2 separate regions of the Homo sapiens genome follow, and region 2 is linked to region 1. A link is a contact called in ENCODE Hi-C data. All regions are on one chromosome and are shown on one strand. The core of a region is the stretch at or near the end of the contact, and the rest is flanking DNA. Distances in the headings are between cores, read along the strand shown.

Region 1 (6,716 bases), core at 4,217-6,716:
ATTAACCCCCCCATGAAATCCTTAGGTGTACATTTAAGACAACATGTACAAGATCCATATGAGAAAAAGTACAAAACTGATGAAAGATATCACAAAAGAACTAAGTAAAGATGTTCCATGTTTGTGGGTAGAAAGACTCAATGTTGTCAAGATGTCAGTTCTTCCAAAATTAATCTATAAATTCAATGCAATCCCAATCAAAATACCAGCAAGTTATTTTGTGGACATTGACAAACTGATTTTTAAGTTTATATGGAGAGGCAAGAGACCCAGAATAGCCAACACGATATTGAAGAAGAACAAAGTTGGAAGACAGACACTACTGGATCTCAAGACATATAAAAAGCTACAGTAATCAGGACAGTGTGGTATTGACTAAAGGATGTACAAATGAATCAATGGAACATTATAAAGAAACCAGAATTAGACTCAAATAAATACAGTCAACTGATCTTTGACAAAGGAGCAAAGGCAACAAAATGAAGCGAAGACAGTCTTTTCAACAAATGTTGCTGCAACAACTGCATATCTACATGCAAAAACAACAAATAATCTAGACAAACCTTATACCCTTTACAAAATTAACTCAAAACTCACTGACCTAAATGAATCACCGACCTAAAAAAACCCACAAAACTATAAAACTCCTAATAGATAGCATAGCAGAAAACCTAGGTGATCATTTTTTAAAAGCACCACCAAAGGCATGATCCATGAAAAACAATTGATAAGCTGGACTTCATTATCACTAAAAATTTCTGCTCTGCAAAAGACACTGTTGAGAATAAGAAGACAAGCCACAGAGAAAATATTTGCCAAAGTAATATCAGATAAAAAATTGTTCTTCAAAATAAACAAAGAACTCTCAAAACTGAACAATAAAAACACAAATGACCCAACTAAAAAGTGGGCCAAAGACTCTGACACCTCACCAAATATGATACACATGACAAATACGCATATGAACAATGCTCAACATCATATGTCATCAAATAAATACAAATTAAATCAACACTGAGATACCACTACACACCTATTAGAATGGCCAACATCCAGAACACTGACACACCAAATGCTGGTGAGGATGTGAAGCAACAGAAACTCTCATTCATTGCTGGTGGGAATGCAAAATGGTATACCTATTTTGGAGGACCGTTTGGCCGTTTCTTACAAAACTGACCATACTTTTGCCCGTGCAATTCAGCAATCTTTCTCCTTGGTATTTACCCAAAGGAATTGAAAATTTTTGTACACATAAAAACCTGCACAGAGGAACAGAAAACCAAACACCGCATGTTCTCACTTATAAGTGAGAGCTGAATAATCAGAACACGGGGAGGGGAACCACACCGGGACCTGTAGGGAGATGGGGAGTGGGGAGGGAGAACATTAGGAAAAATAGCTAATGCATGCTGGGTTTAATACCTAGGTCAAGGGTTGATAGGTACAGCAAACCACCATGGCATACGTTTACCTTTGTAACAAACCTGCACATCCTGCACATGTACCCCAGAACTTAAAATAAAATTAAAAAAAACCCTACACAGAGATGTTTATTACAGCTTAATCATAATTGCCAAAACTTGGAAGCAAACAAGATGTCTTTCAGTAGGTGAGTGAATAAATACATCACAGTACATCCAGAAAAAAAAAAAAAATCAGTGTTAAAGAGAAAGAAGCTGTCAAGCCATGAAAAGATATGGAGAAAACTTAAATGCATATTACTAAGTGAAAGAAGCCAATCTGAAAAGAATACTGTATGGTTCCAACTATATGATGTTCTGGAAAAGGCAAAAGCATGGAGGCAGTAAAAAGATAATTGGATGCCAGGGATTGGGCAGGGATTAGAGGAGAGGAAGGCATGAATAGACAGAGGATAGAGGATTTTAGGGCAGTGAAATTACTCTGCATGATACTGTAATGGTGGATACACATCACTGTAAATTTATCAATCCTATAGAATGAATGTACAACACCAAGTGTGAACTCTAACGTAAACTAGGGACTGTGGGTTATAATGATGTGTCACTGTAGGTTCATCAGTTGTAACCAATGTACCACTCTGGTGGGAGATGTTAATAATGTGGGAGGCTATGTATGTGTGGGGCAGGGAGCTATTGGAAATTTTTGTACCTTTCTCTCAATTTTGCTGTGAACCTAAAACTACACTTAGTCTACTTTAAAAAATTAAAGGCATGCCAAAGCCAGGTTATGAAATCGTGGTATACATTTAACAAAGTTATGCTTTAAACATTTATAATACATTTTTAAATTCACAAGACAAAGGATTTATTTTAAAAGTCAATACTGGGGTTCTAGTAACGAGACATAAAGTTGAATGAACAGTGCCTTATTTTTTCAATCATATTACTGCATTTCTAACTACGTATAACTTCATTTGCAGATTATAGTCCAAATGAGAATCTTCCTCAGTGTGAAGCCTGTATTAGTTTCCTCTTGCTGCTATAATAAATTACCACAGATTTAGCAGCTTAAAACAACTCAAGTATGTTATCTTACAGTTCTGGATATCAGAAATCTGAAAATGGGGTGGCAGGGCTATATTATTCTGCAGGCTCTAAGAGAAAAACCTGTTTCCTTGCCTTTTCCAGCTTTTAGAGGTTGCCTACATTCCCACCCCTCTGCACTCTGATGGCTGCTTCCATCCTCATACCTCCTTCTCTAACTCTGACCTCTCTCCTATAAGGATGCCAGAGATTACACAGGGCCCACCTGGATAATCCAGGCTACTCCCCTCCATCTTGAGATCCTTCACTTAATCACATCTGCAATGTCTCTTTAGCAGTGTAAGGTAACATATTCATAGCTTCTGGAGATAAGAGCATGGGCATCTTTGGGGAGTCATTATTTTGCCTACTTGGAAGCTCAAAATGGAAACCACTCCAGGAACTTCCAACTCTGCATGCTCTGCCTCATGATTCAGTTGGGGTTTATTTTTTCTAAACTCTTCAAGTGATATCTTAGAATTGTTATTACCAATGGGTCCCAGAGGAGTTCACTTTTCAGGGTATGTACTTTCACATGCCTGATGCAGAGAAGATATTCTCATATTGTGGCTGCTATAACTTGGTATTAAGTAACAAGGAAGCTACATCTGTTACCCCAAAGTATGCAAAACATGGAACTAATTATATTTATATAAAAAGGACAGAGAGAAAAATGTTGCTTCATACTACGTATATGAATGAATACTTTAATGTGCCCTTTTTTCTCTACAAGTTGGTCTGCTAGACATTGTTAATATACAGTATATAAGATCTAAGGATCTAAGGATTCATGGAAGATCTAAATTGATATATCTGCTCTAAGAACAAAACTAAGATTCTAGTTAAAATTTGTCAATGTTTAATTATATAAAATTATTCTATAGCAATTAGTATAACAAGAGCTTTATTACTCTACTTTTCTTCACTCAAGATTAAGTAAAGGAAGAATACCTTTATAACAACTCCACCTTTAGATTAAAAAGGGAGGTTTAAAGATCAATATTAATAGAAATACTAATTCGATTTGCCTTCCTGCTCTCATAGATAGACTCATTTATTTATCCACCCAGTTAGTCAACAGATATTTAAATGCTTGATACAGGTGTGGTAGTGGCGCTATGAAGTCAAGTATTGTGCCAAACTTGTTTAATATAGTTGCTGCCTGGGCATCCATTTTTAGGCCTGATATAAGCTGTTTGAAACCCAGTTGTATCACGTCACCTGTGGCCTACTTAAAACTTCCCCTCCCTGTGATATAGAACACTTATTCCTCATTCCATGACCAAAAACCCAACAGCTGCTAACCATGATAAAACCCAATGGTCAACACCAGAGTCAAGTTCTCCCTTTGCTGGTGTTTTCTTTAAACTAGTCAATCCACAACCCCCTCTGGAAAGCCTAAGGGATAAAGCCTTTGGACCTTAACACAGCCCCACAGGTCCTCTCTCTTGCACCCCACCTGCTGGTTGGGAGTCCTGTTATCTCCAGACTTCCATCAGGCTTATTCTCTGGTGAATCTGTAAGTAATAAAATGCGCCTGTTATTTCACATGTTTTGTGTGCTGCCTCCTCTGGCGTCTCACCTGCACACCAGAACCTAGCTTTCCTCTCTGGGCCAGGGCTCTCCTGAAGAGTGGCTGTTCTGGCTTATGGCCACTCGTAAGAGAGAGACCTCGAGATCAAATTAGAAAGGAACGATAGCAATAAAAATTACAAGGAAGTATATTATGGCACCCACTTTTCAGTTAAGAAACCAACTAGCACAGGACCTAAATGCTAATTATAATAAAAGTAACAAAAGTGAAAGAATGCCTTCAATAAGACTAAACAAAAAGGAAAAGCAGAAAACATATTTTTATATGCTCTCAAGAAAACAGGTAAAAATAAAAATTGTAATACTACAACTAGATAACATTTCCAGTGTTTAAAAAGATTATTTTTTATTAATCATAAGCCACTGGATTAAGACTGAATTACTGATGATTATACACTTTAATGATCATTAATCTATTTAATCAGCAATTCATTCAATACATATTAAGCTTGTGTTACATTCCAGGAGCTGGGCACACACACACAACCCAAGCCAAAAGAAAAATGTTGCTGCTTGCATGGAGTTTACATTCCAGGGACCTAATACAATAGTGCTCTCCTCCAAATTCTCACTATACTTTCATGGTAAACCTCACCAGCAACAAGAGTACTAAATAAGGTAAGATATGCTTTAGGCCTGGAATTCTTCAACTTTGGCCTACTTCTGTATGAGGGCCTTAAGGCTCCTCTGCCATTAGTTGTGCAATCTTACATAAATTAACCATTTTAACGTCTTTTCCCCTTTGTAAAAAGGGAAATGGCAATAGTTGAGTTCTTCTGGGGACTAAATGACATAAGGTGTATCGATTGTTCAGCAATTAGTATTGCTTTGACCCTATGGTTCCAAAACATGCCTGCTCATCAGAATCACCCGAGGATCTTTAAAAACATTCCAAAGTCCGGTGCTCACCAGACCAATTAAATCCCAATCTCTGAGCGTGTCAGGACACGCTCCCCAGGTGGTTCCAAAGTGCAGACAAGTTTGAGAGCCACCACAGTTTGGATTATTGATGTGCCACAATAACACTTGCTAATCCATCTGTCTTTACCCCAGGTGGAACCAGGAAGCCTCCAGAGCTTAATGGAATTCAGATAATCGAGGTGCATACGCACCCTACGTCCCATCCTGTGACTTGAATCCCAATCTCTTCCGAAATTTTAAAGCAGGGAGGGATGGGACAGAGGCCTGACCTCTCCTGCATACTCATGGCCCTTGAGTATCTGCGATCTTTAGATATGTAGGGCGTTCTGACATTTCCACTTGCGGCGACAGCTGGGCCTGCCCGGGGGAAGCGCAGAGCGGGCAAGTCAGCCCTCCCGCAGGCGCTGGGACCGGGTGCGGAGGCCGCAGCCGAGCCGCGAGGGCAGATCGGCAGCCTCAGCTGCTGCCGTAGCTGTCGGGATCGTCCCCTGCGGGGCAGCAACAGCGGGGCTCCGACGGCTGAGGGGGGCGCCTTCTGCTTGCGCGCTCTGCGTCCCTCTCCGTGGTCTGCCCTTCGCCCCGCGACCCCGGCCGAGGGTGGGAGCAGCGCGGGGTCGCATCGGCCCGAGGCTAGCGGGGCTCGCCGTTCCGCCCGCAGCCATGGAGGCCGGGCCGCCGGGCAGCGCCAGGCCGGCGGAGCCGGGTCCTTGCCTGAGTGGTCAGCGCGGCGCGGACCACACGGCTTCCGCCTCCCTGCAGAGCGTGGCCGGGACCGAGCCCGGGCGCCACCCGCAAGCCGTGGCAGCTGTGTTGCCTGCCGGGGGGTGCGGGGAGAGGATGGGGGTCCCCACCCCGAAGCAATTCTGCCCCATCCTGGAGAGGCCGCTCATCAGCTACACCCTACAGGCCCTGGAGAGGTAATGCGGCGCCGGGCGCGCCCCGCGGTTCCCTGGGGCCCGGCCTCCCGCTCCCCGCCCTGCCGCTGCTCTAGCGCTAGCACCTTCACTTGGGGGACTGCCGGGCCGCGCTCAGTTATTCAAGCTTGAGCTCTGTTCCCTCCCGCATTTCAGAGATGGGAAGTTCTGGCCTTTAACAGATGGGCACGAAAGCTGCAGCTCCCCCACAGAGCCCTTTACGTCCCCAAGCAGATGAGGTTGTGGGGAAGGCCCGTCGTGTGGCGCCGATTAGAGAGTGCATGGGTTGGGACTAGGCGATTTGGGGTTCTAGCTGTGGGGCCTGAGGAGAAGCTGTGCGGATAGTCTCGCGGTCCTGGGGCTCTGCCTCCGCGCATGCGTGGATTGAGTTGTACGTGCACACTGAAGTTTCCAGGGCGTGTGTTCGTTTTTTTCATTCATTTACTGAGCACCTTCTGTGAGACAGGCTGCGCTAATTACTAGGTGCTGCAGGAGGGGAGAGGAGCAGAATTTAATAACCTTTCAATGGTGGAAAGGGCTTTAAGCCTGAATTTGAGGTCATACCCCCTTTATCTTAGAAAGGGCACTGAAGTTAACTAGTTGGGGAAATGAAGGAGACAGGGAATGGGATAAGGAGGACTAGGGGAACAGTCGTGAGGAGCTGAGGAAGTGAAATGAAGGGGTATGTTATAATATTAACTTACTTTGCTTTTAGCACTGAGTAATGAGGTGGAGCTTGGGGCGAGGGTGCAGGGGTGGGAAGCAGCGGCATTACAAATAT
Region 2 (6,807 bases), core at 1,027-3,526, 510 kb before region 1:
CTTTGTAGGTCCAATGGCATTACCTCTATGCCATGCAAAAGAAAACATTCACTTACCCCACATCCCTTGCTCAGCATCATGCCCCATTTACGATTCCCTCACACTTGACCCACAGCTTTGCTTTTTATGGAGCTGAACTTTTTATTTTCTTGTTGATGGAAACTAACATACGCTTTTGTCACTGTATCTTTAACCATCCAGCATCTTAACTATATACATTTAAAATTTCTCCTTTAAAATGCTATGACTTACTCTTTGGAACTATAGTTTTTCAGATCTGCTAATACAACTGCTATCCTAAAATTAACACAAACCAAACTCCTGGATTAGTGCCACTGTTTATTATACTCCTTGGATTCATCTTGCTTTCTTTCTTTTCTCTCTTTCTTTCCTTAGCACATATTTTCAAGTAAATTCTTCCAAACATAGGTACATGAAAATTACACTTTCTAAGTCCCTGTGTTTCTGACACATTTTAGTTTGCCTTCCCACTTGATTAATAGTTTTGCTGAGTATACAATTCTAGGTTCAATCCATTTTTCCTCAGAGCTTTTACGCATTAATCTGTTGTTTTCTGGTGTTCAGGATTCCTATGCTGTTGCGATTCTTCCTAATATGTAGAAAGCATTTTCCCTCTCTAGAAGTGTATAAGACCTCTTTATCCTTAGTGCAGGAAATTTTACAAATGTGAATCCAAGTGTTTCTCCTCTTCCTTTGCTCTGGTTGTCAGCAGCTTTTTTACTCTGAAGCCTCAGTTCTCTCTTTAGCTGTGGGAAATTTGCCTTTCTTTTCTTTTGATTTTCACCCCCCGTTTTTCTTTGTTTTCCATTTCTGGACCCTCCATGTTGTAACTCTTAACATTGACTTGTCTCTGTTTTTTCTTTCTAGTTACCTTTACTTCCCTCATTGCTTTATTTTCTAAGAAATTTCATCAGCATTATCTACAAACTCTTCTACAGAATATTTTACTTCAGTAAAGGCATATTTAATGTCTACAAGTTTGTTCTTGTCCTCTAACATTTTATAGTTTCCTAATTTTTTTGTATGACATTATCCTCTGTTTACTGAATTATCTCTGTTTCTATTGGAATGTGTTCTTTTTATCGGTTTTTCTCTTTTATGGTATTGGTGTTCTTCATATATTTTGGATGTTTTCTAAATTTAGAATGACATCTCATATTATGTTGCCAAGTAGCTGGTAGGTTTTCTCTACTCAGTAGGTGTTGAATTCCTTTTCTTGGGTATACAAATATTAGCATTTAGATTTTACCTCTACTACTTTTCTCTCTGTATAAATCTATGTACCTGAGCACGACTTGGAACTGGCTGGCTTTGGTTGGGTCTTCAGGTAGGAAATCTTTGGGTGAGGAAGGCCTCCCAATGCCAGAATGGAGAGGGGTTTAATTTAGGGCCAGAGGACCCACACTGGGAGTCTTACATTTTAGAAGAGGAACCTCATAGTTTTTCTCTATGCTCTGAACACAATGACAGGAGAGGGAGAGGGTCAGGGAATACAGGAAGCTGATGTTTGTAGACAAAATGGAGATCTACCCAGTGAGGGCTCCTAGAGGGGGCTTGGCTTAGAGATAAAACCACACCAAGAGAACTGGAGGCAATATCAGACATCCTCAGTTTGAAAAAATAATAATAATAAGGAAAGAAAAACAGGAAAAAGAACCAGCCTAGGCAACATAGTGAGATCCCATCTCTACATTAAAAAGAAAAAAATTTGCCAGGAGTGGTGGAAAACACCTATGGTCTTAGCTACTTGGGAGGCCGAGGCAGGAGGATTCCTTGAGCTCAGGAGTTTGAGGCTGCAGTGAGCTATGATTGTGCCACTGCACTGCAGCCTAGGCAACAGAGTGAGACCCTTGCTTTACATAAAATAAAAAATAAAACACAGGAAAAGGGAAAGTAGCACCCCAAAGGAATAAAATACACTGAAATGCTCAACCATTTTAAATACTCAGTAAATGCTTGTTGAACACACTCTGTAAATTTAGAGTTATTCAACTGCTGTGTATTCTTTAACTTGATTATTTCATTGTCTACAGATGAGTAATTCTTCATATCTTGTCTACATCTCTCTAAATAGAGCACTTTCTTCCTGCTCCCTGCCTCTCAAGAGACTAAGCATAGGTAAAGTGTAGCCTAAATATGTCCTTACCTGCTGGCATGACCTTGGCACCTGGGAGAGGCAGAATCTTGGCACAGTTAACATTTACATCATCACAGCCCTTACAAGGCTGAACTCTATAAGGAAGTTACAAAAATCAGAGCTAGCCTGAGACTGCTCCTAATTCTGATCATGTTGTGAGTATGTGCATTATTCACATGGTGTCGTTTGGAATTGTTGTAACTTAGCATATAAATTCATTACTTGATTTTTATAATCTTTTATATACACAGGAGGTCTCCGTATTATATTTCCATTTTAAATATATGTCCTTATTGCTTTGCTTACTCTTTAGTCCCTGGGAAATATGATGGATTTTTTATTTTTAATTTTTTTTTTTTTACAAAGTCAAGTTTTCACAAAGTGTGGTCTGTGAGTCAAACACTCAGCGGTGCTTGGTAATAGCGAGTCATCTGGGTGTTACTCCAAACCCAAGCAATTAAAAGTAGGCCTCCCAGGCATCTGCATTTTAACGTGTTCCCCCTTGGTGACAACTGGATCTTGAATATTTGTACATAAGTAAGTACTGTCAGAGATGCAAAATAAATGCCTTGAGCCACCCATGTGCTGGGGGGAGAGGACACTGGGAGGAAGACCCCACTCCATTTCCTTGTCAAATGCAGAGGGAGTGGTGTGGCAGCTGCACACCCTGGCGGATGGAGTGCCTTAGGCCCCTTGAGCGGAGTTACCACTATGGGAGTGTAATCTTGAAGTAGCCCATGGGTTTAAGGGTTGGGTCCAAGTTTTGTCAAGAATATGCCTTAATTAGGGAGTCATTGTTTTCCTTTATAACCTTACTGTAGGATGAACACACACACACACACACACACACACACACACACACACAAAGGGCAAAATCCATTCCTCCCTGCCAGATGGGTTAGCATCCAATGTTTTCTAGAAGGGGCATGGGTGGTTCAGGACTGCAAGTGTACATCCATAGGGAGAATTAATTCACCACACATAAAGGTGAGAAAATCCTCCACAGGATAATGTATATTCGCATTTTTGTTTATCAGAAAATGTTGATTTTCTTCCTTAAGCAGAAAACAAGTTTGTTTTGATGAAGATCTTTATGACTATTGAAGTGTAAACATGCATAAACAACATGCAGCACCACCTTCCCAGCCAAGAGTGCAGCACATCCTCTTACCTTCACACTCGAAAAAGGGATCAACAAAAGTGATAGGTTATTTTAAGGTAGAATCAAATGTGACCGGACATTTTAGTATTTCAACAACAGCTTTATAAATAACTTAAAAGCAGCGGACTCCATAATGGGGAGGGATTCTGATAAAACAAAAATAATATTTTCAAATTTTAACAAAGTGTGAGTATGCTGTCGGTACTTAGCTACACACATTATGGATGGGGGAAGGGAGGAATTACCCTTAGGTAGGGGCACCAGGAGAAAGAGGAAGCTGGATATCAAAAAGGGAAGCAGCTCAGAAGGAATAAAAAGGGTGTGGGAAGAGGTAGTGGAGCAGAGGAAGTGGCTGTGCCTGCCCCCAAACCCACAACAGAGAGACAGGGGAAATAAGCCACCAGCCTCGGAGGAGATGTTTCACAGCACAGATGCTGAAAAGTGCAGTCATCTTCATGCCCCATCTCACAACATCTCAAATGGCTGCTGTGTGCCCCTTTGGTTTTCCACTTGGGAAAATGGCACCATGAAAATGTCCACTGTTCTGACAATGTTTTCTGGCTCAGATGACAACCTAGAAGAGGCCTAATGTAAAGTATTTTAGGCATTTTTTGTTGTTGTTTCATTTTATTGTCAGCAGTGAAGCAAAACCACTTGAGGCTTTGAGTGCACAACTGGCACATTTAGTTCAGTCTCATCACAATGGTACTCGAAGTCGAGACACAACAGAAACCAACATGGGAACGGCAAGAAGGAAAGAAGGATATAAAAAGCCCTGTGGCTCTTAGTACAGAGGAGGCATTTCTCATTTGGTCTCACCATCTTAAGTTGTAGTTAATTTTAAGAAATCAGTTAGTATGACTTTACAAAGCTCTAATCCAGTGAGCATTTTAGTTATTTTTGTTGGCCTTCCAAGGTATGAGCCATGTCCCTTTGTTCTTTTTTATCTTTTGGCTTACAGAGAAACCAACCCACCCTCTGCTCCTTGAGAAATACAAGCCAAATTCCTTCTGAGACAGGTCAAGAAGAAATGAATTCTTTATTTTTAGTTCCTATTTCCAAGGTAATATAATTTGGCAGAAACAAACAAAAAGGTATAGGGCAAAAATTAACCCACAGCAGAGCCTTTGCTGATGCCTGCCATCAATCTAGATCACTGTCCCCACTGGACAGCCTGCACAAACTAGGAGCAATGGTAGCACACTTGTCTTCAAGGTGTTCACTCAGGCTGGGTGCAGTGGCTCACACTTGTAATCCCAGCACTTTGGGAGGGTGAGGCAGGAGGATTGCTTGAGCCTAGGAGTTCGAAACCAGCCTGGGCAATATAGAGAAGCCCTGTCTCTACCAAAAAATAAAATAAAATAAAATAATTAATTAGCTGGGTGTGGTGGCATGCACTTGTGGACCCAGCCACTTGGGAGGCTGAGGTGGGAAGATCACTTGAGCCCGGGAGATTAAGGCTGCAATGAGCCATGATTGCACTACTACATTCCAGCCTGGAAGACACAGGGAAAAAAAAAAAAAAAGAAAAGATGTTCATTCAGCTCAGCCTGAAAATATCCTCTCACTAGTAAGAGTGAAGCAGCTGCAAAGAATACCAGGAGAAATGCAAAGTTCTCTCTAAAAGCAAACAGGCCTAAACCACTCAAAGCACTCTGCACTGAATGGTACTATTTAAATAAAAAATAAATTATATTCTTCATATTGTTTCAAGCATTTATAATCATAACCAACTTATAAACCCAGAAATGTTGATCATTTCTAATGTTGAAAAGTAAACTCAACTAAAGAAGTAAACTAATTCATTTGCTATCTCAACCTATGCCTAAAAATGTTAATACTACTATTTAAATCTTAAGTATACATAATACAGTTAAATTTTGAAAATATTTTAATTTTATGTAAAAAATGTTTGCTTCTTTCATATTACTGACTAGTTCTTTAAAAAAAAATTCTAAATCTTGTGCAAGATACATATCAAGGATCTGGAAAATGTTGTCACAATCAGAAAACTGAGATTCCTATAAGAATCCAAGGGGTTTTTTTGAAGAATAAAAATAAACACCAAAAACTTTTCTTCTCCTTCTTCATGCATTGACTTCCAAGAGGAATCAATTTTGTCTTTCTTAGTAGTTACAGGGTTTAATGATGTTTCTTTCTAGTAAGAGTAAAATAAGTTACGTCAGTTAGATCAAGATTTTTAGGAAAAAATAAAGGATGGGATTCAGAAATAAAATACTCAAATGAGGAAAGGAGAAGGAAAGGCACCTTTAGGACTACAACAGTGGGCTTGGAATGAAGGTAAAAGAGAAGGTAAAAGGTAGAAAAAAACCGGAAAGAGGTTTCTATGCCATATCAGCTATGTCTGACAGTGAGAATCAAATAGGAACATCATGCTGGGAAAGAATATTCGGAAGAGAGGATATAGTTCAGGTGAAAGATCTTGACTAGCCTGAAGAATCAAAATGCCATAAGCAACAAATATAGTAAAGGCATTAATTCTTCAAAGTATTTAAAGAGCAAGTTAAGAAAGTAATACTACAGGCATAACTTGTTTTATTGCACTTTGCTTTATTGTGCTCTGAAGCTACTGTGTTTTCTTACAAATTGAAGATACGTGGCAACTCTACATGAGCAAGGATATCAGTGCCATTTTTCCAACAGCAGGTGTTCACTTTGTGTCCCTGTGTTACATTTTGGTAACTCTCAAAATATTTCAAACTTTTATTATTGTTATTATTAACTGTGATGGTGACCTGTGATCAATACTTCATATTACTATTGTAATTGTTTTAGGGCACCACAAACTACACCCATATAAGACAGCAAACTTAACAAATATTGCTTGTGTTCTGACTGTTCTACTGAACCGCCACTTCCCTGTCTTTCTGCCCTCTTTGGCCCTCCCTATTCCCCAAGCCACCACAACATTGAAATTAGGCCAATTAATAACCCTACAATGACCTCTGAGTATTCAAATGAAGGAAGAGTCCCACATCTCTCACTTTAAACCAAAAGTTACAAATCATTAAGCTTAGTGAGGAAGGCATATCAAAAACCAAGATAGGCCGAAAGGTAGGCCTTTTGCATCATTAGCCAGGTTGTGAATGCAAAGGAAAAGTTCTTCAAAGAGATTAAAAGTGCTACTTCAGTGAATCTACAAATGATAAGAAAGTGAAACAGCCTTATTGCTGATATGCAGAAAGTTTGAGTGGTGTGGATAGAAGATCAAACCAGCCACAATATTCTCTTAAGCCAAAGCCTAATCTAGAGCAAGGCCCTAACACTCTTCAATTCCGTGAAGGCGAAGAGATGAGGCAGCTGCAGAAGCAAAGTTTGAAGCTAGCAGATGTTGGTTCATGAGATTTTAAGGAGAGGAAGCCATTTCCACAACATAAAAAAGCAAGGTGAAACAGCAAGTGCTGATGGAGAAGCTGCAGCGAGTTATGTATATCTAGATAGGTTAATTGATGAAGGTGGCTACACT

Evidence for each region. Hi-C counts contacts between places; a loop is a spot of excess contacts on that map. Pooled maps may share reads with other maps.
Region 2: a pooled map shows a loop between it and region 1 (2.9-fold over the local background). The contact joins the enhancer-like site here to the promoter of CRPPA in region 1. A Hi-C loop is called at or near these places in 2 of 37 single-sample maps with no recorded cell type and 3 of 50 pooled maps.

Annotation. Positions count from the first base shown.
Region 1 is chr7:16,420,288-16,427,003 of GRCh38, reverse strand. It overlaps CRPPA (CDP-L-ribitol pyrophosphorylase A), which reads left to right and starts at 5,466. Exons shown (of 10, transcript NM_001101426.4): 1 at 5,466-5,938. The coding sequence starts at 5,682. LOC105375168 (a long non-coding RNA gene) reads right to left here and starts at 6,318. Exons shown (of 5, transcript XR_007060223.1): 1 at 6,022-6,318; 2 at 3,967-4,024. RefSeq lists silencers at 5,656-5,795, 5,816-5,875.
Region 2 is chr7:16,930,925-16,937,731 of GRCh38, reverse strand. No RefSeq gene overlaps it. Among named protein-coding and RNA genes, the nearest start is that of AGR3, 52 kb to the right of the region's middle. Within about 2 kb of position 2,276, at least 6 of the 41 ENCODE cell types and tissues checked have a DNase peak (open chromatin) inside an H3K27ac peak, as active enhancers do.